2 separate regions of the Homo sapiens genome follow, and region 2 is linked to region 1. Evidence: chromatin loops called from intact Hi-C (ENCODE). Cell type or tissue: OCI-LY7. All regions are shown on one strand. Each heading gives the region's core, and the rest is flanking DNA. Links, peaks and the distances in the headings are about the cores only. Region 1 holds the start of PDLIM7 (PDZ and LIM domain 7). Region 2 holds the start of N4BP3 (NEDD4 binding protein 3).

Region 1 (11,282 bases), core at 3,283-11,282:
AGTTCTCATGGCCTTTTGAGAGACGACATTGATGCTTGTGGAGGTCACAGTTAGGAAAGAGCGGGCTGGGATTTGAACCCAGGGCTGACCAATCCCAAGCATAGCCAAGGCCTCCTTACCTGGCTCCCTGAGAAACTGGGGAGCAGAGGCCCGCTCCTGGCTGGGAGCGTTTGCCGAGCAGCTTGTGCTGAGCCAAGTGGCACGGACAATCTGCCACCCAAGGGTCTTCACCCTCCCGCTCCCCTCCCGCAGAAGTGCTGGCGGAAGGTGTGGGCTCTGCTGTATGCAGGAGGCCCATCAGGCGTGGCACGGCTGGAGAGCTGGGAGGTCCGGGATGGTGGCCTGGGAGCAGCGGGTGACAGGTCGGCAGGGCCTGGCCGGCGAGGGGAGCGACGGGTCATCCGCCTGGCTGACTGTGTGTCCGTGCTGCCGGCTGACGGCGAGAGCTGCCCCCGGGACACCGGTGCCTTCCTGCTCACCACCACCGAGCGAAGCCATCTACTGGCTGCTCAGCACCGCCAGGCCTGGATGGGCCCCATCTGCCAGCTGGCCTTCCCGGTGAGTGCGGCGAGCAGGGGGGCGATTGGGCTGGGGCACCTGCCCCCGACTTGTCCACCTCCACGCTCACATCCCATCACCCAGCAAGCTCCACCGAGCACCTACAAGCCTGGGAAAAGTAAATCTATAATGACTCTCAGAGGGCCGTGCGTGCCATGGAGAAAATGGACCGCCAGGGGAGCAGGAGGAAGTGAGGGAGCGACGGGCAGGGTGGCCAGGGAAGGCCTCTCAGAGGAGGGCCCTGAATGACAGGAACCCACTGGGCAAAGGTCTGAGGACAGGGGCAGCCTGGGGAGTTGTGAACAGAGGGAGTCCCGTGGGCAGAGGCCCCGAGGCCGGACAGTGTGGGGTGTTTAAGGGCAGAAAGAAGGCGACGTGGCTGGAAGGAAAGGAGTGCAGGAGGAAGCCAACTCACAGAGCTTAGGAGAGCGGCTGAAATGCCCTAGGCCATGTGTGTGGTTTTGTTCTGAGTGAGAGGCGAAGGCTTTGGAGGGTTTAAGCCGGACATGTTTGTAAAGCCCCAAAAGGTCTGTGATGGGTCAAAAGGAAGTGAGCCTGGGGGTTCTTCAAAGAGGTAAACAGAGTTACCATGTGGCCCACAGGTCCACTCCTAGGTGTGTGCCCAAGAGAACTTGAACAGGTGTTCAAACAAAACATGTACATGTGAGGCAGGAGGATCGCATGAGCCCCAGAGGTCGAGGCTGCAGTGAGCTGTAATCGTGCCACTTCACTCCAGCCCGGGAGACAGAGCAAGACCCTATCTTAAAAAAAAACCCACATGGACATGAACGTCCATAGCAGCACTACTCACAGCCACCAGAAGGTGGAAACAGCCTACATGGCCATCAGCTGACAAATGGATAAGCAAAACGTGGTCCGTCCGCAAGATGGAATACTACTCAGCCATAAAAACAAACAAACGCCTGGCACAGTAGCTCTTGCCTGTAATCTTAGCACTTTGGGAGGCTGAGGTAGGAGGATTGCTTGAGCCTAGGAATTCAAGATCAGCCTGGGCAACATAGTGAGACCCTGTCTCAAAAAAAAAAAAGAAAAGAAGAAAGAAAGAAATGTACAGACAAGGTAACTCCATTGGGATAGAAATCAGATGAGTGTTGGCAGGAGCTGGAGGAAGGGAGAAGTGGGGAGTGGCTGCTCATGGGTACAGGGCTTCCATGTGGGATGATGGAAAAGTTCTGGAACTAGACAGTGGCAACAGTGCACAGCCTTGTGAGTATACTAAAAAGCACTGGTGGCCGGGTGCGGTGGCTCAGGCCTATAATCCCAGCACTTTGGGAGGCCGAGGCGGGCGGATCACCTGAGGTCAGAAGTTCGAGACCAGCCTCAACATGGAGAAACCCCGTCTCTACTAAAAATACAGAAGTAGCTGGGCATGGTGGTGCATGCCTGTAATGCCAGCTACTCGGGAGGCTGAGGCAGGCAGAATTGCTTGAACCTGGGAGGCAGAGGTTGCGGTGAGCCGAGATCATGCCATTGCACTCCAGCCTGGGCAACGAGAGCAAAACTCCGTCTCAAAAAAAAAAAAAAAAAAAAGAAAAGAAAAAAAAGAGCACTGATGATACACTTTAAGATGTAAAATGGGCCGGGCGTAGTGGTTCACACCTGTAATCCCAGCACTTTGGGAGGCCGAGGCAGGCGGATTACCTGAGGTCAGGAGTTCGAGACCAGCCTGGCCAACATGGTGAAACCCTATCTCTACTAAAAAAAAATTACAAAAATTAGCTGGGTGTGGTGGCACACGCCTGTAATCCCAGCTACTACTTGAGAGGCTGAGGCAGCAGAATTGCTTGAGTCTGGGAGGCAGAGGTTGCAGTGAGCTTAGATCGCACCACTGCATTCCAGCCTGGCCGACAGAGCAAGACTTTGTCTCAAAAAAAAAAAAAAAAGTAAGATGGTTAAAACAGTAAATTTTATGTTCTCTGTATTTTATCATATTTTAAAAATCAAAAAACAAAAGGCAGTTGAGGTTAGGCATGGAGGTTCGTGCCTGTAATCCCAGCACTTTGGGAAGCCGAAGCACGTGGATCACCTGAGGTCAGGAGTTCGAGACCAGCCTGCCCAATATGGTAAAACCCTGTCTCTACTAAAAATACAAAAAATTAGCCAGGCATGGTGGTGGGCACCTGTAATCCCAGCTACTTGGGAGACTGAGGCAGGAGAATCACTTAAACCCGGGAGGCGGGCTGGGCGCGGTGGCTCATGCCTGTAATCCCAGCACTTTGGGAGGCCGAGACAGGCGGATCATGAGGTCAGGAGATCGAGATCATCCTGGCTAACATGGTGAAACCCCATCTCTACTAAAAATACAAAAAAAATTAGCCAGGCCTGGTGGCGGGCACCTGTAGTCCCAGCTACTTGGGAGGCTGAGGCAGGAGAATGGCGTGAACCTGGGAGGCGGAGCTTGCAGTGAGCCAAGATCGCGCCACTGCACTCCAGCCTGGGCGACAAGAGTGAGACTCCATCTTAAAGAAAAAAAACAAACCCGGGAGGCGGAAATTGCAGTCAGCCGAGATCTCGCCATTGCACTCAAGTATGGGTGACAGAGCAAGACTCCATGTCAAAAAAAAAGGCAGTTGACAGGAGCAAGGAGCCTGGTGAGGAAGCTGTGGCATTTGACCCGGCTGTGTTGCTATGGGCCAGGGTGGTGCTAGTAGAGGAGCTGAGTGGGAAAGAGCACAGGGGACATGCTGAAGGCCTGGGTGTGGGGATGAGGCAGAGATTGGGGGCACCTTGCAGGGTCATAGCAGGTGGCTGTGGTGAGATGGAGGAAGACACCTGGGGTACTGCTCTAGGCTGTCAGACATACAGAAGCTGGCCCAGCCAAGCCCAGGGGCTGCAAGGGACATCCTTTTGTGTCCCCAGTGATCTGCAGCTCTCAGACACCCTCAAGCACAGTGCCTCTTGCCCAGCCCAGCACTCTCAGTGGGGAGCCAGGTGGGAGAACAGGCTCGGAAGGGGACCTAGGCTTATGCAGCGAGCCGGGCAAAGCTGGAACTGGAGCCCAGGCCCCTGGATGCCCCCTGGCTTGTGGAGTTCTGGGATACTGAGGGGAGGGGACAGGGCATGGGAGTGCGGTGCTCTCACCTTTGACTTGAACTCATTCCCCAGGGGACAGGGGAGGCCTCCTCAGGATCCACAGATGCCCAGTCTCCCAAGAGGGGCCTGGTCCCCATGGAGGAAAACTCCATCTACTCCTCCTGGCAGGAAGGTAAGTTGGAGGACGTGCAAGGGCAGCCTCAGCCCCCCACACCCAGGGCTGGGTCTTTTTGGGACTGACGGAGCTGTCCTGGCCACCTGCCACAGTGGGCGAGTTTCCCGTGGTGGTGCAGAGGACTGAGGCCGCCACCCGCTGCCAGCTGAAGGGGCCGGCCCTGCTGGTGCTGGGCCCAGACGCCATCCAGCTGAGGGAGGCCAAGGGCACCCAGGCCCTCTACAGCTGGCCCTACCACTTCCTGCGCAAGTTCGGCTCCGACAAGGTGAGGTGCAGGGGTGGGAAAGGGTGAGGGGCTGACACCCTGGACCCTCCTGCTAATCCCCACCCGTGTGCCCTGTGCCCAGGGCGTGTTCTCCTTTGAGGCCGGCCGTCGCTGCCACTCGGGTGAGGGCCTCTTTGCCTTCAGCACCCCCTGTGCCCCTGACCTGTGCAGGGCTGTGGCCGGGGCCATCGCCCGCCAGCGGGAGCGGCTGCCAGAGCTGACCAGGCCCCAGCCCTGCCCCCTGCCACGGGCCACCTCTCTGCCCTCCCTGGACACCCCCGGAGAGCTTCGGGAGATGCCACCAGGACCTGAGCCACCCACGTCCAGGAAAATGCACCTGGCCGAGCCCGGACCCCAGAGCCTGCCGCTACTGCTAGGCCCGGAGCCCAACGATCTGGCGTCCGGGCTCTACGCTTCAGTGTGCAAGCGTGCCAGTGGGCCCCCAGGCAATGAGCACCTCTATGAGAACCTGTGTGTGCTGGAGGCCAGCCCCACGCTGCACGGTGGGGAACCTGAGCCGCACGAGGGCCCCGGCAGCCGCAGCCCCACAACCAGTCCCATCTACCACAACGGCCAGGACTTGAGCTGGCCCGGCCCGGCCAACGACAGTACCCTGGAGGCCCAGTACCGGCGGCTGCTGGAGCTGGATCAGGTGGAGGGCACAGGCCGCCCTGACCCTCAGGCAGGTTTCAAGGCCAAGCTGGTGACCCTGCTGAGTCGTGAGCGGAGGAAGGGCCCAGCCCCTTGTGACCGGCCCTGAACGCCCAGCAGAGTGGTGGCCAGAGGGGAGAGGTGCTCCCCCTGGGACAGGAGGGTGGGCTGGTGGGCAAACATTGGGCCCATGCAGACACACGCCTGTGTCCACCCTGGCCTGCAGGAACAAGGCAGGCCGCCTGTGGAGGACCTCAGCCCTGCCCTGCCCTCCTCATGAATAGTGTGCAGACTCACAGATAATAAAGCTCAGAGCAGCTCCCGGCAGGGGCACTCACGGCACACGCCCCTGCCCACGTTCATTGCGGCCAACACAAGCACCCTGTGCCGGTTCCAGGGGCACAGGTGACCTGGGCCTTACCTGCCACCCGTGGGCTCAAACCCACTGCAGCAGACAGACGGGATGGAAATCATTAGGACTCCATGTTGCTCTGCACGGCCGAGTGACACGAAGAGGCAGGCGGAGGGAGCTGTGAGGCTTACTTGTCAGACTCAGGAAGGAGCAACATGAGGGCCCAACTGGAGACCCGGAGGCCCGAGCTGGGAGGAGGCAGTGGGGGCGGGGTGCAGGTGGAAGGGATTTCAGAGACACCCTCGTCCAAAACACTTGTTCCCTGCTGAAACTCCAACAATTTGCAGATACTTCTGGGAACCCCAGGCGTCAGTCTCCTCATCTGTAAAGGAGAGAGAACCGATGACGTATCAGGCATAATCCTTGATGAGAGTTTGCTGCGTGCCTACTCAGTGCCAGGCGCTGGGGGACACAGCCGTGTTCAGGACAGCCTTGGTCCTGTTCTCCGGGAGCCGACATTCCAGGGGGAGAGAAGTTTCCTGAAGACTTCCATGCTGCGTTCCCTCCTCTGCTCCTGCTCCTGGCGCCATCCTAGGAGCCAGCCACGCACGCAAGCGTCATGCCTCCAGGGCTCTGACTGCCCAGCCCCTCACCGCAACTCCACCTCAGCTGCACACACCCTTGGCACATCCTGAACCTCATTTTCATGACGGACACACAATTTTTGCTCTCTCCTGTCCAAGCCTCATCCTCTGGCCGCCACCTCCTTCCAGCTCACTTCCTTTAGTGCGGCCAGTACCGCCCCTGCCTAGGCATGTCGACCTGCAGGGACCCTTTTCTGGCTCTTCGAGGCCTCTGCCCACCATCCCCTCTTTGTTCTCCATAGTCCCTTCCCCCTGTTCTCTCTCGTTTCATCTTACTGGTCTGGCAAAGTCCCCGGCCTTGGGCGAGCCCAGACCTCCTCAGTGCCTGCACACAGCTGCCCACAGCCAGAGAAATCCATTTAAGCAGACTGCCTGCATCCTTCTTAACAGTGCAAGGCAGGCACTCCCTGCCACAAGAGACCCTGTTCCCTAGTAGGGCAGCTTTTCTCCTCCCCAGAACCTCCTGTCTATCCCCACCCAATGTCTCCTCACAGGCATATTGGGGAAACAGGTCGGGCTCTCCCACCGTATCTGCAAGTGTACTGGCATCCATCTGTCTTCTTCCTACCCCTACAGTAGAAACAGTGTCTGTCCCCAGCTGTGCTCTGATCCCGGCTCCTTTCACCTCAGAGCTTGGAAAATTGAGCTGTCCCCACTCTCTCCTGCGCCCATTCATCCTACCAGCAGCTTTTCCAGCCACACGCAAACATGCTCTGTAATTTCACATTTTAAACCTTCCCTTGACCTCACATTCCTCTTCGGCCACCTCTGTTTCTCTGTTCCTCTTCACAGCAAAAACTGTTCAAAAGAGTTGTTGATTACTTTCATTTCCACTTTCTCACCCCCATTCTCCCCTCAATTAACTCTCCTTCATCCCCATGATGCCATTATGTGGCTTTTATTAGAGTCACCAACCTTATTCTCCAAAACAAAAGCAACAAGGACTTTGACTTCTCAGCAGCACTCGGCTCTGGTTCTTGAAACACCCCCGTTACTTGCTATTCCTCCTACCTCATAACAATCTCCTTCCCAGCCTCTACTGCTGCCTTCTCTGAGTTCTTCCCAGGGTCCTAGGCTCAGATGTAGTGTAGCTCAACCCTGCTACACAAAGAATCTCCTGAAAGCCTGTAAAAATGTCCATGCATGTTCTGTGAGTGATCTACCAAGAAAATAAAAAATTTTAAAAATCAAATGCCCATGCCTGGGCCCACACGCAGGGGCTCTGATTTCATCAGTCTGGTAGGTGGGTTCTGGGCATCCACGCTCACTGGATTTCCGGATGATTGTAGTATGCAGCCTAGGCTGGGAACCACTGGCCTCAGCAAGCCAGTCATTCTCCAGGTGTCACAGACCCTCTAGGTGCTAATGACCCCGAAGGTCTGTCTTCAGTGCACACCTCCCCCTGAGCTCCAGATTTAGGAATCCCACTGCACACGAGACATCTGGATGTGGAAAAGACATCTCCAGATCCCATGGGTGAAAGGGGGTTGGGGGAATGGAGACTCTGGTGTTCTTCCAGGATGTGTGTGGACACAGAATGCAAAGCCTGGAGGGATGCTAGAGCCATAGGGAGGAAGATTTTGGCTCACTTATTCATGCAAGCACTTCCTGATGGGTAAGGTCTTAGAGCAAGCTGAGGCCAAGAGGCGGGCAGTCGAGGTGCTGCTGCAGGCACCCCCACTCCCTACAGTGGCAAGCCCAAGCCCAGCCCTTGGCAGCTCAAATCCCAGGACACGCTGAAGGTCACCCAGAGAGTCAGGGGCATGGCTAGAACCAGAACCCAGGACTCTGGGGACCCAGCATGGCATCCTTTCCTTCATTACAAATCTGAGCTGCTTTGTTTCCTAGGGATTTCTGTGATATTCCAAGGGGACTGTGGGAAAGAAAGTCCTTGGAAACCACCAGGACGCTAGAGGCCTGGCCTGGAGCCTCAGGAGTCTCGGCCACCAGAGGGCGCTGGGTCCTTGTCCAGGTCCAGTTGCTACGCAGGGGCTGCCTGTGCTGGGAGGCTCCCCAGGGGACACAGACCAGAGCCTTGCACCAGCCCAAGGAATGGGAGCCTGGGGTCCTCTCTGCTGGAGGACTGCCAGGACCCCCAGGCTGCCGCCTCTTCCTTTGCTCATTTGCTGTTTCACTTTGTCAATCCTTCCTTTCTTCGTGTGTTCATTCACATCCACTGTGTGCTGGCCCTGGGGAAATGTTAGATAAGACACATTAGCTGTGTGTCTTCATTGTCCTAACAAAGAACACACCCTGGAAAGAGCACCGCAGAGAGTCCCCATTCCCCCATCTCCCTCCACACATGGAATCTGGAGATGCCTTTTCCACATCCAGATGTCTCTGGTGCTGTGGGATTCTTAAATAAACAAACATTTCATACAGAATGTGAGATGATGGAGATGCTATGGGGAAAAATAAAGCAGAGGGAGGGCCTAGTGTGTGATGCGGGTGAGGCATCCAGGGATTGCTGTTTCAGCTGTGATCAGGAAAGGCCCTGGGAGGAGGCCACATCTGAGCAGAGACCTAAATAAAGTTGGAAACCTGTTGCTGAGATATCTGGAGAAGTGTTTCAAGGGCCGGGCACCGGGCATGGTGGCTCACGCCTGTAATCCCAGCACTTTGGGAGGCCAAGGCAGGTGGATCGCTGGAGGTCAGGAGTTTGAGAGCAGCCTGACCAACATGGAGAAACCCCATCTCTACTAAACATATAAAAATTATCCGGGCATGGTGGTTCATGCCTGTAGTCCCAGCTACTCGGGAGGTTGAGGCAGGAGAATCACTTGAACGTGGGAGGCAGAGGTTGCAGCAAGCCGAGATCACACCACTGCACTCCAGCCTGGATGACAGAGCGAGACTCCGTCTCAAAAAAAAAAAAGAAAAGAAAAAAGAAAAAAAAAGAAAAGTGTTTCAAGCAGGGGAACTGGCAAGTGGAGAGGCCCTGAGGCAGAAATATGCTTGGCCTGCTGGAGGAAATGTGAGTGAGGAGGTCAGGGTGGCTGGAGTGGAGGGAGCGAGTGGTAGGAGTCAGACCCAGTTTATTCATATTCTGTAGGTCTTAAGGACTTCAGTTTTATTTTGAGTGCAATATGAGCCCACTGGAATGCTAAAAGCTGAGAGTGACATGGTGCTGTGATTCTGGCTTTAAAAATATCACTTTGGCTGCTTCGTGAAGACTCTGGAAGGGGCAAGGGTGAAAGCAGGGATGCCCGTTAGGAGACCGTTACAGGGGCGCAGGCACAAAATGGCAGTGGCTGGGACAATGGTGGCAGCAGCGGTTAGATGTGAACATGTTGAAGGTGGAATTTGCAGAATCTGGGGGAGGACAGAAGAGAAAGGATAACTTCATCGTTTCTGCTGAACCAGTTGGATAAATGTTGGTGGCACTTCTTGAAGTGAGGAAGGAGTTAGGAAGGTGGGAAAGGCACAAGTTTGAATTGGGCCATGATGGTCTGAGATACCTAGTACAGTGGTTCCCCAACCTTTTTGGCAGAAGGGACCGCTTTCATGGAAGACAATTTTTCCACAGACTGGGGGTGGGGTGGGGATGGTTTCAGGGTGGTTCGAGTGCAGTACATTTATCATTAGACTCTTTTTTTTTTTTTTTTTTTGAGATAGAGTCTCGCTCTGTCACCCACACTGGAGTGCAGTGGAGCCATCTTGGCTCACTACAACCTCTGCTGCCCAGGTTCAAGTCATTCTCCTGCCTCAGCCTCTCAAGTAGCTGGGATTATAGGCATATGCGCCACCACGCCCAGCTAATTTTTGTATTTTTAGTAGAGACGGGGTTTCACCATATTGGCCAGGATGGTCTCGAACTCCTGACCTCAAGTGATCCTCCCCCGCCTCAACCTCCCAAAGTGCTGGGGTTACAGGCGTGAACCACTGCACCCGGCCCATTTATCATTAGATTCTCATAAGGAATGAGCAACCTAGATCCCTCGCATGCACAGTTCACAATAGGGTTCACGCTCCTATGGGAGTCTAATGCTGCCGCTGCACTCAGCTTCTCTGGCTTGCCGCTGCTCACCTTCTGCTGTGCAGCCCAGTTCCTAACAGGCCACAAACGGGGAGTTGGGGACCCCTGATCTAGTAAACATCTAGGCAGGGTTTTGGATAATGGAGTTAGAGTTCCTGGGGAGAGGTCAGGCTGGCCATGAAACATGGGATGCCTTTGCATATAGGTGGTGTTGAAAGCCACAGGACAGTACGGGGTCTCAGGGGGTGAGCATAAAGAGAGGCGACATCAGATGGCCAAGGCCAGAGGCAGAGGAGGATGGGAAGGAGGGGCCAGTGGGGCAGGGGGAAGCTGTGAAGCCAGGGAAAAAGGGTGTTTCGCGGAAAAGGATCAACCTGGACCAGTGCTGCCCCTAGGCAGGGCAGGATGAAACTTAACCACCACGGATTCCATGGCCCCATGGCCTCCAGGCCACAGGGGACCTTGAGAAGAGAGATCTCAGGGGACGGGTGCGGACAAGAGCCCGCCTGGCATGGCTTCAAGAGATAACTGAAGGAAAGCAAGTGGAGACGCGATAAACAGACAACTCCCTGGAGGAATTTTACTCTCGAGAGGAGAATTAAAGGGTAGTAGCTGGAGAGGGATGTGGGGTCAAGAGAAGGTCTTTAACGACGAGAACTCTCACGGCGGTTTGTGCAGAACAGGGTGGGTGTGATGACTGTGGATGGAGAGGGGAGAACTGCAGCGACTCTGTCCTAGGAGGAGGTGATGGGCCGGGACCACCAAGCGAGTGGAGGGTGGACGCCCCTTCCCTCACCCCGACACCCGCATGTGCTCAGTGTCCGTGCCGCCGGCCCTAGTGCCTGGGCTGAACGCGGGGCCGGGACTCTGAGGACGCCTCCCAGGCGGCGCAGTCCGCTCTGGCCAAGGTGGAGCGGGACGCGGCGCTTCCGACGGTGCGCGGGTCGGCTCGGGGTTGCAGGGACATCCGGCGTCCGCTCCTGCCCTGTTTTCCTGCCTTCGGCAGAGCGTTGCGCAACTCTAGCTTTAAACGCCCCTGTCCCCCTCAACTTGTCTCCCCCAGCCCCTCTGATTTACAGATTCTGCAGTCCCCGAGGGTTGCGCCTACGATACCGACACTCGCGGCAGCCCTGCGAGGCGAGTATGATCGTCCCATTTTTCGGAGTAGCAAACTAAGGTTCAGAGACTACTATGTCCCAGGTCGGTCTGGTTTGAAGGTCCGCTTTCCTCTCCCTCCGCCAGCGGGCGGTGCGAGGGACTGGGCGAGGCAGCGCTTCCCTAAGGAGGCGACCCGCAGCCCCGGCCCCCTCCCGACTCCGCCCCGTTGCAGGGCCCGGGTCGGCGAGGCCTCTCAGCTCTAAGCCCGACGGGACTTGGTGATTGGGCAGGACGGAAGAGCTGGGTGGGGCTTTCCACCAGCGGAGAAAGTCTAGTGGGCGTGGTCGCGACGAGGGCGTGGCCTGGTGCCCCGCCCCCGTCCGCGCGCTCAAAGTGGAGGGTGGCTGTGGGGGCGGGGTCAGAACACTGGCGGCCGATCCCAACGAGGCTCCCTGGAGCCCGACGCAGAGCAGCGCCCTGGCCGGGCCAAGCAGGTATCGACGACCGCG
Region 2 (11,785 bases), core at 1-8,000, 610 kb before region 1:
TGTCTCTCCTTAGGCCCCCCACCGTCCCCACTGTGCCCCTCCTGGCTGACTGACTGGATTATCAGCTCCCCCAGCAGGGCGGGGGCCCCCAGCTTTCAGGACACTCCTCCCTGCGTATGTCACAGAGTGGGGACAGTCTCTTTTCCTAAAGGGGTCCATCCTACCTCCACCCCCTCCCCCAACACATACATTCCTTCCTTCCTGTTGCTTGGAAGCCCAGGGATTGCCTGCTCCGGGCAGGGCAGCTGGGCAGGGCAGCTGTGCAGGCGGAGGGGATTTGGTGGGGGAGGAGGGAGGGAGGACAGCAAGTGCCTTGCAGCCTCACTGGAACATCAGAGCAAAAAGCCGGGGACCCTGCACGGGTCGTGGAGAGAAGGGTAGGGGACAAGCCAAGTGCCTGGGCTTCCCTGAGCTGGGAGCGGCAAACCCCCAGCCACACAGCTGGCTAGATTTGGGCTGGGACATTCAAGCCACATTCTCCACAGGTCCTGGCTAGCCCCAGTAAGGCCTCTTCACTCCTGCTCCCCGCCACCAGTCCCCTCACCCCTCTCCAGTCCCCAAGATTAGCAGGCAGCACTGGAATCTCTGAACACGGAGAGGAATTGCTTTCGGACCAATCCTTGGTGGAGATGGAAGACACAGCTGCCCTGGCCAGGAAGCAAAGAAGGAGAGGACGCGCTTTCTTTGAGGGGGGCGTCCCAGAGCCTGTTGGTGCCCTTTTGGGTCACGCCAAAGGGCACTATCACATCCTCACAAGACACACAGGAGATGAGTTCTGTCATCCCCCACTTCACAAGAGGAAACTGAGGTTCAGAAAGTGAAGTAACACGCCTAAGGTCACGTTCAGCCGCAGGGGAGAAAGCACACAGGCTCCAGGATTAGAAGTCCTCTCGGATCCCACCTTGCATCTCCTCTGGGGTGGGACATTCCAGTCCCCACATGGGCAGGAGTGCTGCCTGCCCTGGCTACAGTCAGCCCCTCCTGAGCCCTGGCCCCAGGGAAAGGTCCCACCACCTGCTGGGGGATCAGCTCTGCTAAGGGGCGTGTCTGCAGCTGCCCCTAAGGAATGGGACTGGAATGTCCCAGCTCCAAAAGGGGGGGGTAGTAGGCAAGGGGGGCCCAGAGAGGGGCTGGGAGAGGCTGGCCCACCCCATCCCCTCTGTGACAGACACTTGAGGCAGAGACAGGGGCTAAAGCCTGCGGAAGTGGTGCTTAGTATCACCATATAGTGCTTCACGGCTGCACCGCAGTCTACAGTTTTTTCTCAGCCCTTCTATTTCATTATCTCATTTCATCTCCACAATAGCCTCGTGGGGGCAAACAGGACAGTAATTACCCTCACGCCATTTTACAGATCGGGAAACTGAGGCCTCGGAAGGCGAGGTGAGTTATCCAAGATCCCACAGTGAGAAGCAATCTCAACTCCCTGGGCAAGGTCCTTTCTACCTCAGCAGGTTGTCCTAAGCCAGGGGTCACGGGTTCCCCTCCATGGGCACACACTGCTGTGTATGTATTGCATATATGTCTGCCCAGCCCTCCATGCCTGTTTCTCCCAAGGACACTTGCAACCAGGCTGCCCTAGACTGCGGTCCACCAGGCCTGGAATCCCTCCTGCTGCCCCCCAGGTCAGGAAGAAATAGAGGAAACCTGCCTCATGGGGACTCCGAGTCGCTATGCTAGCTCTAGAGGCGGTGGCAGAGGCAGGCTGGCCGCATTCATTCACAGTCTGGCACATGCACACCACACGCTGCCAGCCGGTAGAGAAGCCCTGCCTGGGAGGGCCCTGGGAGGAGGCTGATAACCGCGCCCAGGATGGCCTCCTGCGTCCGCTCCCTCCCGAGGACAGCCAGGCCCAATCTGTTCCTATGTGGTTGGGGTCGGGGGGTGGCCCAGTGGGAGGCAACGGGTCTCAGTTCTCTTTCTGGATACAGCCAGGGCCCTGATTTCGGCTTGTCCCCAGGCCAGCCCTCACTTGGGCCAAAGGCTGTGGCCGGGACTGGACCGGGTGCTCTGGCGGTCAAGACCTAGGAATGTCCCCTACCCGCAGACCCGCAGCTGCAGCCTGGTGGACCGGCAGGGGGTTGGGGGATAAAGGAGGTGTGGGAGGAAGCGAGAGATCTCATGGGGAAGTCAGAGGGGCAAACGAGGTTGCATCCCCACGGAATTTGTGTCAGGAAAGCAGGGGTGAAGGCGAGGGTTCCCCAAAGCTGCGGGAGGTCCCGGAGCTACCTGGGGGGCGGGGTGGGAGGCGCGTCTCCTCCTGGCCCCTCCCTGAGGCCTGCCGGGAGCGGCTGGGCCGGGGGGCGGAGGCCGAGGTCAGACGCCGGCGCCAAGGACGCCTGCCCCACCCAGCCGTGGCGCAGGGGTCCCGCGCGCTGCTCCCTGGAAAGCGCGTTTGCAGGGGTTGGGGAGAGCAAGGTAGCCTGCCGCCTGCCCCTCCAGCGGAGCATCGGGGTCGGTCCCCGATCCGGTGCCTCGGTGACCGGGAGCAGGGGACACCTGGGCGCACGCCGCACCTTGCCACCCCCGCCCATCTCTCAGACGGGAGCCTCGGCCAGCGGGACAGCAGCTTTGCCAAGGACGCCCGAAAACAAGACCTTGGCGACCCGCCCCACCCCTCCCCACCCCCCGAGTCCAGCCCGGGTCCCCAGCCCCTCGCGCGCCCCACTTACCATGGTGGCGACGCGCTCGCCGGCCCGCGGCTCCGCAGCCCTTGCGCGTCGCAGCTCCCCCGCGCGGATTTGAACCCTCCTGCAAGGCGTCGGCTCGGGCCGGGACTGCGTGCCGGGTCGGAGCGGCGGAGCGGCAGGCGCCGGGAAAACGCGGGCGGGCGCCGGCGCCGGAGCCGGATTGGCGAGGGAGGGACGCGCTCCGCGGCGCTCGATCGCCTGCCCCAAAGGCGGAGGGAAAACCCGGCCTGACTCACCGGCGCGCGGCAAGCCCACAGCCCGGCCCCGGCCCCCGGATGTGGGGGGCGGGGCCGCCTACCCGCGAGCCAACCTGGGCCCCGCCCGGCCCCGACCGCGCCCCCGGCCCTGACCCGCAGAGGCGCCGCACGGCGGTGGCGGGCGAAACCTGGACCGGCTGCGCCTCGCGTCGCTGCCTCCTTGAGCGCCCCGGCTCGTTCCCGAGGGGTGGGCAGCCCCGAGCGCGGCCCACGCCCCAGAGAGCGCACAGCGCCCCCGCTTCTCCTCCTCCGCCGTTCGCCTCGCCCGCCTCCTCTAAGGAAGAGGCGCGTGAGGTCCCTCACCTCCCTAATTGTAGCCGCCTCCTCTCCGGAAAACCTGATTTCCCCCCTTTGGGGATGAACCACAGTAGTACTTTGAGAAGTGAAAAGATTTTACCCCACGACTCTGGCTGAATTGGGCACAGAGTTATTTTCTTTTTGCCTCCAAAGTATTCTAGGGGCAGCAAAATCAGGTGCCTTCAGGGGCCAGAAAAATTACGCAAATGAGTCGTGAGCTTCCTACTAAGACAGTAGGAAGACATGGAAACAGACACAGACACGTAAAGGAGTCATATTCGAAAAATTAAAACACCGTTTCTAATTCAAAAGTTAAGCATAGAGTTACCATATGATCCGGCAATTATAGTCCTCAAACAAGTAATGTTCTTGGCAGTACTAGTCACAATAGTCAAAGAGCCAAAAGGTGGAAACAGCCCAAACTAACAATTGATGAGGGTGTAAGCAAACAATGGTAGATCCATTCAGTGGAATATTATTCAGCCATAAAAAAGAAATGAACGCCATGTGATGACTCATGTCTGAACTCTCCCAGCACTTTTGGAGGCCAGGAGTTCAGGAACAGCCTGGGCAACTCACAAAACTCCATCTCTATCTTAAAAAAAAAAAGACCTGATGTGGTGGCTCACCCCTGTAATCCTAGCATTTTGGGAGGCCGAGGCAGGCGGCTCACTTGAGGTCAGGAGTTTGAGACCAGCCTGGCCAACATGGCGAAATTCTATCTCTACCAAAAACACCAAACATTAGCCAGGCATGGTGGAGCGAGCCTGTAATCCCAGCTACTCGGGAGGCTAAGGTAGGAGAATTGCTTGAACCCAGGAGGCAGAGTTGCAATGAACGGAGATTGTGCCACTACACTCCAGCCTGGATGATGGCGTAAGCCTGTCTCAAAAAAAAAAAGAAAGAAAAGAAAAGAAAAAGAGGAATGAAACACTGATGATACCTGCTACAACATGGATAAACCTCCAAAACATGGCAAGTGAAAGAAACCAGACACAAAGCCCACATGTGTTAATGATGCCATTTATAATAAGTAAATCCAGACAAACAGAAAGCAGATTAGAGCCAGAGGCTGTGGGGAGAGAGAAAGGCAGAGTGATTGCCTAACAAGCATAGGGTTTCCTTCTGGGATGAGGAAAATGTTTTGGAGCCTGACAGAGGTGGTGGTTGCACAACGTTATGAATATACAAATGTCATTGAATTGTTTGCTTTAAAACGGCTAATTTTATGGTATGCACATTTTACCTCAATTAAAAAACATCTTGTCACTTGTGGAACAGATTTGGTCTACGGCCCACAAATTTGCAACCCCTTGTGTTCTATGCTGTTCTTACCAATTCTTGCTAGGACAGCATAGAACCTCTAGGAAGAACTTCTGGCCAGGCATGGCGGCTCACGCCTGTAATCCCAGCACTTTGGGAAGACGAGGTGGGCAAATCAATTAAGGCAAATGATTTGCCTGCCTCAGCCTCTCAGTGTGCTGGGAGTACAGGCGTGAGCCACCATGCCTGGCTGAAAGAACTTTTTTTTTGAGATGGAGTCTTGCTCTGTCGCCCAGGCTGGAGTGCAGTGGTGCGATCTCAGCTCGCTGCAAGCTCCGCTTCCCGGGTTCACGCCATTCTCCTGCCTCAGCATCCCAAATAGCTGGGACTACGGGTGCCCACCACCACACTCGGCTAATTTTTTGTATTTTTAGTGGAGATGGGGTTTCACCATGTTAGCCAGGATGATCTCGATCCCCTGACCTCGTGATCCACCCCCCCTTGGCCTCCCAAAGTGCTAGGATTACAGGCATAAGCCACTGCGCCCGGCAACTTTTTTTTTTTTTTGAGATGGAGTTTCACCCTTGTTGCCTAGGCTGAAGTGCAATGGCGTGATCTCAGCTCACTGCAACCTCCCCCTCCCAGGTTCAAGCGAGTCTTCTGTCTCAGCCTCCCGAGTAGCTGGTTGGCACAGGTGTGTGCCACCATGCCCGGCTAATTTTGTATTTTTAGTAGAGACGGGGTTGGTCAGGCTGGTCTTGAACTCCCGACCTCAGGTGATCCACCTGCCTCGGCCTCCCAAAGTGCTGGGATTACAGGCGTGAGCCACCACGCCCGGCCAGAATTTCTAATAGAACTGCCAGACTTCAGAATACTTGTCTAAGAAAACTCATTAATAGCTGCTGTGGGTCTCAGCCCTTGAGGAGCCAGTCTGGTAGGGTTACTCACTGGGACAGATAAAGTTTCAGAGCAAGAACCTGTTTGGCTGTTTGGGGGACCCAAGGAAAGGCCTCACTGGAGCAATGGTTTTTGAGATGGTCCTGGAAGCATTTCCACTGAGGAGTGTTCCCAGCAGAGCAGATAGCAGGGCTAGAGAAGGCAGGGCACGTTCAGCTTGCTAGCAAGGTCCAAGCCCTGGGTGGGAAAGGTTAGTGGTGGGAAGGGACGAAGGTGGCAACCGAGAGCAGACCCAGAGAAGCCTCTTGAAGTGGGCGCTGGGAGCCTCCGAAGCATTGAGAGAGAGGAGCTTGTGCACGCAGCTGGACGTGGGGCCTGTGAGGTGGCACAGGCAGGCAGGGAGGTCGGGTCCCCTGGGTCTCTAGGGAAAGAAATGGGGCCAAGGAGGACCTGGAAGCTGGAAGCTGCCGAGAAGGTGTTCATTCTGTCAACTGAGTGGGAGAGACAGTGATAGAGATGTTTATGAGAGGGTTTGAATGAAGGTTCTTATAAGAATCCACTTGCAAGAAATGGCATGAGGAAGAGAGAGAGAGGTCACAGCTAAGTTCTGATGAAAACTCAGATTCTGGGTTGGGTGCAGTGGCTCACGCCTGTAATGCCAACGCATTAGGAGGCCGAGGTGAGAGCATTGCTTAAGCCCAGGAGTTCCCTGGGCGACATAGCAAGACCCCATCTCTATAAAAAAATAAAAAATTAGCCAAGCCAGTGGTGCCTATAGTCCCAGCTACTCGAGAGGCTGAGGCAAAAGGATCCCTTGAGCCTAGGAATCAGAGGCTGCAGTGAGCTATGATCGAACACTGCACTCCAGCCTAGGTGACAGAGCAAGACCCTGTCTTTAAAAAAAAAAAGGCCGGGCACGGTGGCTCACACCTGTGATCCCAGCACTTTGGGAGGCCGAGGCAGGAGGATCACGAGGTCAGGAGATCGAGACCATCCTGGCTAACACGGTGAAACCCTATCTTTATTAAAAATACAAAAAATTAGCAGAGTGTGGTCGTGGGCGCCTGTAGTCCCAGCTACGCGGGAGGCTGAGGCAGGAGAATGGCATGAACCCAGGAGGTGGAGCTTGCAGTGAGCCGAGATGGTGCCACTGCACTCCAGACTGGGCGACAGAGCGAGACTCCGTCTCAAAAATAAATAAATAAATAAATAAATAAAGGCAGGACACAGTGGCTCATGCCTGTAATCCCAGCACTTTGGGAGGCCAAGGCAGGTGGATCACCTGAGATCAAGAGTTCGAGAACCAGCCTGGCCAACATGGTGAAAATCTGTCTGTACTAAAAATACAAAAATTAGGCAGATGTGATGGCGCACTCCCATAGTTCCAACTACTCAGGAGGCTGAGGCAGGAGAATCACTTGAACCTGGGAGGTGGAGGTTGCAGTGTCCCAAGATTGCACCACGGCACTCCAGCAGCCTGGCTGACAGAGCGAGACTCCATCTCAAAAAAAAAAAAAAAGAAAAAGAAGGTGCTCAACTGCACTGCGCTCCTGTCCTGTCCATGCGGGCTGCCTCTTGTTCTCACCCCGTCTCCTTGACCTTGGCCTCCCATTGGCCTTGCTGAGGCCTTTGAGAGAAGAAAGTGGGCTGGGCAGAGGTGAGGAGGCAGAAACCAACAGGAGGCCAGGCCTCTTTTCTTCCCTCCAACATCTGCCTGGACAGTATGGGAGAGGCCAAGCTGGACTCCTGCTGGGATGGGGGGATCTTGTATTCAGTGAACTTTATTTACCTTCCTGGACCTGCACAGCAGATGCCCCTGCAAGGGGCCACTTGCCCCCAGACATGACATTCCTGTAGAGTTGGCATGGGAGCCACACTGCTCAGATGCCAAGGGGTGGGGCACTCAGGGCACCAGGCCAGGGGAAGTGAAACCAGCCTCCCTGGATGCACCCACTTCCTGAATTGGCTGACCTGGGACACTTTAATTTCTCTCTCTGAGCCTTAGTTTCCTCAGCTCTGAAAGGGGAGGATTAAGTGAACTAGCACCTCTAAAGCACCCTGCACAGTGCCTGGTAAGTGGCAGCATCTGTGAAGGTCAGTTGGTCCTTCTGCCTTTTCCTTATGGGGAAGGTTTGTCAGAAGGACAGAATGCTTGTCATGGGCCCGTCTTGAAGTGCTGGAAGGCTGAGTCCTGCCCACACCGGCACGCACCTTCGTTGTTGTGGGTCTGTGGTCTGTCTTCCTGCATCCATGCTGTCTGTGAGTGGCCAGGACTGTATCACCCTGCAGCCATCCTGGTGAGGAGGAATTTCCTCATCTCTCTGGCCACCACCTCTGGCCTCATCACCTTTCTTCTTGACTGTTGCAACAACCTGCCTTGGCTTCCTACTGCCCAGCCACCCCCGACTCTGCCCCAGAGGGAGCCTTGTAGCCTACGCATTCTGTCCCCACACTCCTCTGCCCGAGAGGTGTAGTCCCAGCTTCAAGACTGGCCCTGCAACTCCTTTAGTCTTCGGGCCAAGCCACTGCTACTGCTTCTGTGCATCTCTGCTCTGGGAGCTGCCTCTGTGTCCTCATCCATAAGTGGCTGGTTGTTGGAATAGTCCATTAAGAGCACCCACTGTCCTCAAGGCCCCTCCTTCTACCCTCAAGGCAAAATTAATCACCCCATCCTCTTGCCGCTCCGGACTTTTTCTGTTTCTTTGCTGTGATGGTGCTTGTCACAGTGCGTTATCCTCTGTCACCCTCAAGAGACAGTGAGCCCTGAGTGTGGGGGACTGGTGGCCAGCACATGTCCAGACTCCCCCAGTTCTTCTTACAGTGCCTGACAGTTAGCCATGCTCAGCTCTAAGACACCATCTGCAAAAAGGCAATTCAGGACTGTTTTCTAACCAGGAGGAGGAGCTGAAGCAAGGCAGCCCTGGCTCTGAATCCCAGTCCTGTCCGTGACTTCCTGGTGACCTTCCTGAGCCTCGGATTCTTCATTGGTAAAGCAGGCAGCATCCCCTGGGCATGTCCAGGGACCTGACAGCTTTGTGTCCCCTGGCCGCCTTTCACTCCTTGCCCTCCCTTGTCCTCTCTCCCCTGGAGCTGGGCCAGGCCCCAGCCTGAGGGAGGAGAGCTGGGCATTCTTGGAGAGGCAGCATCTGAGGGTTTCAGACCTTGCAAAGCGCAGGCTAACAGATAACTCCTGGTGCCGGCCCTAGCTCTGCCAGTCCTCCAAGATTGGTCTTTTACAAATTTTTATTTATTTTTAACATTGTTTTTTAGGCTGGGTAGAGTGGCTCATGCCTATAATCCCAGCACTTGGGGAGGTTGAGGTGGGTACATCACTTAAGGTCAGAGGTTCAAGACCAGCCTGGCCAACATGGAGAAACCCCATCTCAACTAAAAATACAAAATTAGCCAGGGGTGGTGGTGCACACCTATAATCCCAGCTACTTGGGAGGCTGAGGCAGGAGAATGGCTTGAGCCCGGGAGGTGGAGGTTGCAGTGAGCCAAGATCACACCACTGCACTCCAGCCTGGGTGACAAGAGCAAAACTCCGTCTCAAAAAAAAAAAAAATTTTTTTTTTGTAAAATAGAGGCAAGGTCTATGTTGCCCAAGCTGGTCTCAAACTCCTGGGCTCAAGCAATCCTCCTGCCTCAGCCTTCCAAAGTGTTGAGATTACAGCTGTGAGTCGCCACATCCAGCCCAAGATTGTTCTAAAACTGTGTCACAGAGGGGTATTGTGGCTGTGGGGCAGAGCCAGTGGGGCTGTGCACCCACCCAGCCTCCCCAGCCCTCCCCACTCTCGCACCTGGGGTCAAAGTGGACTCCTGGACCTGGGCTGCCTCCCCGAGTCAGCAGAGCTGGAGAGGAGCCTTCGTTCACTCCTCCTGCTTCCTCTTCCCTGGGTCCCCCCACCCCCAGGGGTGACTGGGGCAGCCCCAGGCAGGAGGTTGGGGTGGAAGTTGAGAGCTGCCATGACTTGCTCAGGTGTCTGCCCCGGGGCAGACCTCAGACCTTCAGGAGCCCATGAGGACTCACACCCCGGAAGTCCAGGCAGTCCAACTGGCCCACTCATGCACCACTGGGACTACAGGTGTGAGATTACCTGCCCCGACCTCCCTAAGTGCTGGGGTTACAGGCCACCGGAAACCTGGACCAGCCCCACAGCTAAGTCCAGGTGGAGCTGCCACCCCAGATGGTAACACGGTACTTTGCCCAGAAACTCCTGGGCTGCAGTCCCTCAGTTGCAGTGATTTATGGCAAGGGGTTGGGGGTGGACGAAGTCTGGAGGAGTCATTGTGAAACTACAGCAGCACCATGAAGAGAGCTCCGGGGATGGGTGGCACGACGGTGCACATGTGCTTCACACCACTGAACTGGACACTTCAAGATGGTTAAGAGGCCGGGTGTGGTGGCTCATGCCTGAAATCTCCCAGCACTTTTGGAGGCTGAGGTGCGTGGATCACAGGAGGCCAGGAGTTCAAGACCAGCCTGGCCAACATGACAAAACCCCGTCTCTACTAAACATACAACAATTATCCAGGCATGGTGGTACACACCTGTATCCCAGCTACTCGGGAGGCTAAGGCACGAGAATCCCTTGAATCCGGGAGGCAGAGTTTGCAGGGAGCTGAGAGAGGACTGATGTACTTCAGCCTGGGCGACAGTGCAAGACTCTGTTTCAAAAAATAGTTAGGTTTTGTGTGCATTTTACCATGATTTGAAATGTTTTAGGCCAGGTGTAGTGGTGCACACCTGCAGTCCCAGCTACCCAGGAAGCTGAGCCAGGAGGATTGCTTGAGGCCAGGAGTTAGAAGCTTGTGACTGGGCCACTGCACTCCAGCCTGGGCAGCAGAGCAAGACTCCACCTCTTAAAAAAAAAAAGAGACAGAAAAAAAAAAAATCTGTGTAATACAGTGACTTGGATTGTCACAGTCCAGAGTTGTCCAAAAGGTGCTGGCCATGGGCCACTATTTTTTTTTTTTTAACCAAGACTTTACCTAGATTATTTTTAAAGCTTAATTACAACAATTTTCGAATATACACAAAGGTAAAGGGAGGGAATTTTTAAAAACTCCCACGTACCCACTGCCTGCCTTTAAAAGTTACCCAGCAGAGGCTGATTTTATTTACTTCCACACAAACCCTCCCACACTCCAGGGTTCTTTTTTTTTTTTTGAGACGGAGTCTTGCTCTGTTGCCCAGGCTGAAGTCCAGTGGTGCAATCTCAGCTCACTGCAACCTCCACCTCCTGGGCTCAAGCAACTCTCCTGTCTCAGCCTCCTGAGTAGCTGGGACTACAGGCACATGCCACCATGCCTGGCTAATTTTTGTATTTTTAGTAGAGATGGGGTTTCACCATATTGGTCAGGCTGGTCTCGAACTCCTGACCTCAGGTGACCCACATGTCTCAGCCTCCCAAAGTGCTGGGATTACAGGCATGAGACACCACGACTAGCCTATTTATTTATTTTAGAGACAGGGTCTTCCTCTGTTGCCCAGGTTGAAGTGCAGTGGTGTAGTCATAGCTCACTGCAGGCTCAAACTCCTGGGCTGAAGAGATCCTCCTGCCATGGCCTCCCAAAGTGCTGGGATTACAGGCATGGGCCATTGTGCCTGGCCTAAATTGTAATAATTTTACAGTTTGCCTCAAACGAGGACTGACGTCTAGGCAAGGTCTGCTGGGGGCCTCCCACATGCAGGCAGTCTCTCTGCTGTGCCCTCCACCAGCTCCGAGGGCCCCCTGCCCACAAGCACCGCTCTCTCCTTTCCCCTCTGGGGAAGGCCAGGAGAAGTGACTTTTGAGGTTACCTGAAGGACTTCTGTCTGTTTGGAAAAGGGTGTGAAGCTGAAGCCGATGGCCTCAGTGCCCAAAGGGGAACGCTTCCCACTGGCCTATGGAAGCCACAGGCCTGACAGTGGGGTCCTGGTCTTGGGGGTCTCAGCCACGTGGCCACCCATTCCTTCCTCACTTAGGCATCCACCTAGCGGTCTGCTCACACCCCCTTCCATCTATCTGTGTTCAGCCAATCAGGCAAGCCAGGGTTATAGCCCTCCCTGCCCTGGGCCCTGGCTCCATGAAGCACCATGGGCCTTGGAAGACCTCCCCAAATCATCCTGTCCCCCCAATATCTTCTGCCAAGGCAGAAGTTTCCCCGGGCCCCTGCTCTGGTCCGCTTCCTTGGCACAGTTTGTAGCTGTGCCTGATACAGCCCACCTACCTGGCTTCTGTCCCAAACCCGCAGCCAGGCCATGTGACAGCTGCTGCCTGTGCCCAAACATTCATCCAGCCCCACCCAGGAGAGCCAGGCAGGCACTCACACACTCTCACCCACACACCCTCACCCGCACACCCCCACCCACACCCTCCCCCACACACCCCCACCCAC

The links. A loop is a pair of places that touch in the nucleus more often than their neighbours do. Peaks named below come from ENCODE experiments on the same cell type or tissue, not always from the same donor. Only the 100,000 strongest peaks of a DNase experiment are listed, where the experiment ranks them.
Region 2: it touches region 1 in a loop (2.2-fold over the local background); 2 of 110 quality-filtered maps call a loop at or near these places.

The regions. Positions count from the first base shown.
Region 1 is chr5:177,497,513-177,508,794 of GRCh38, reverse strand. PDLIM7 (PDZ and LIM domain 7) reads left to right here and starts at 11,191. Exons shown (of 13, transcript NM_005451.5): 1 at 11,191-11,267. It overlaps DOK3 (docking protein 3), which reads left to right. Exons shown (of 6, transcript NM_001308236.3): 3 at 253-558; 4 at 3,685-3,784; 5 at 3,880-4,052; 6 at 4,135-6,891. The coding sequence ends at 4,812. RefSeq lists enhancers at 4,336-5,287, 5,288-6,241, 6,741-6,790, 6,811-6,880, 6,891-6,940 and 5 more and a silencer at 10,796-11,282. In OCI-LY7, for the core only: CTCF peaks have their summits at 7,432 and 7,639 (motif pointing right); DNase peaks (open chromatin) are centred at 3,374, 6,554, 7,664, 11,104 and 4 weaker places; H3K4me3 peaks cover 4,369 bases; H3K27ac peaks cover 5,019 bases.
Region 2 is chr5:178,104,659-178,116,443 of GRCh38, reverse strand. N4BP3 (NEDD4 binding protein 3) reads right to left here and starts at 2,912. Exons shown (of 5, transcript NM_015111.2): 1 at 2,673-2,912. RefSeq lists silencers at 1,103-1,212, 1,823-1,872, 2,223-2,542, 2,623-3,172 and enhancers at 1,683-1,742, 1,271-1,784. In OCI-LY7, for the core only: CTCF peaks have their summits at 2,778, 2,979 and 3,178; DNase peaks (open chromatin) are centred at 1,233, 1,713, 2,943, 3,423 and 2 weaker places; H3K4me3 peaks cover 3,997 bases; H3K27ac peaks cover 3,798 bases.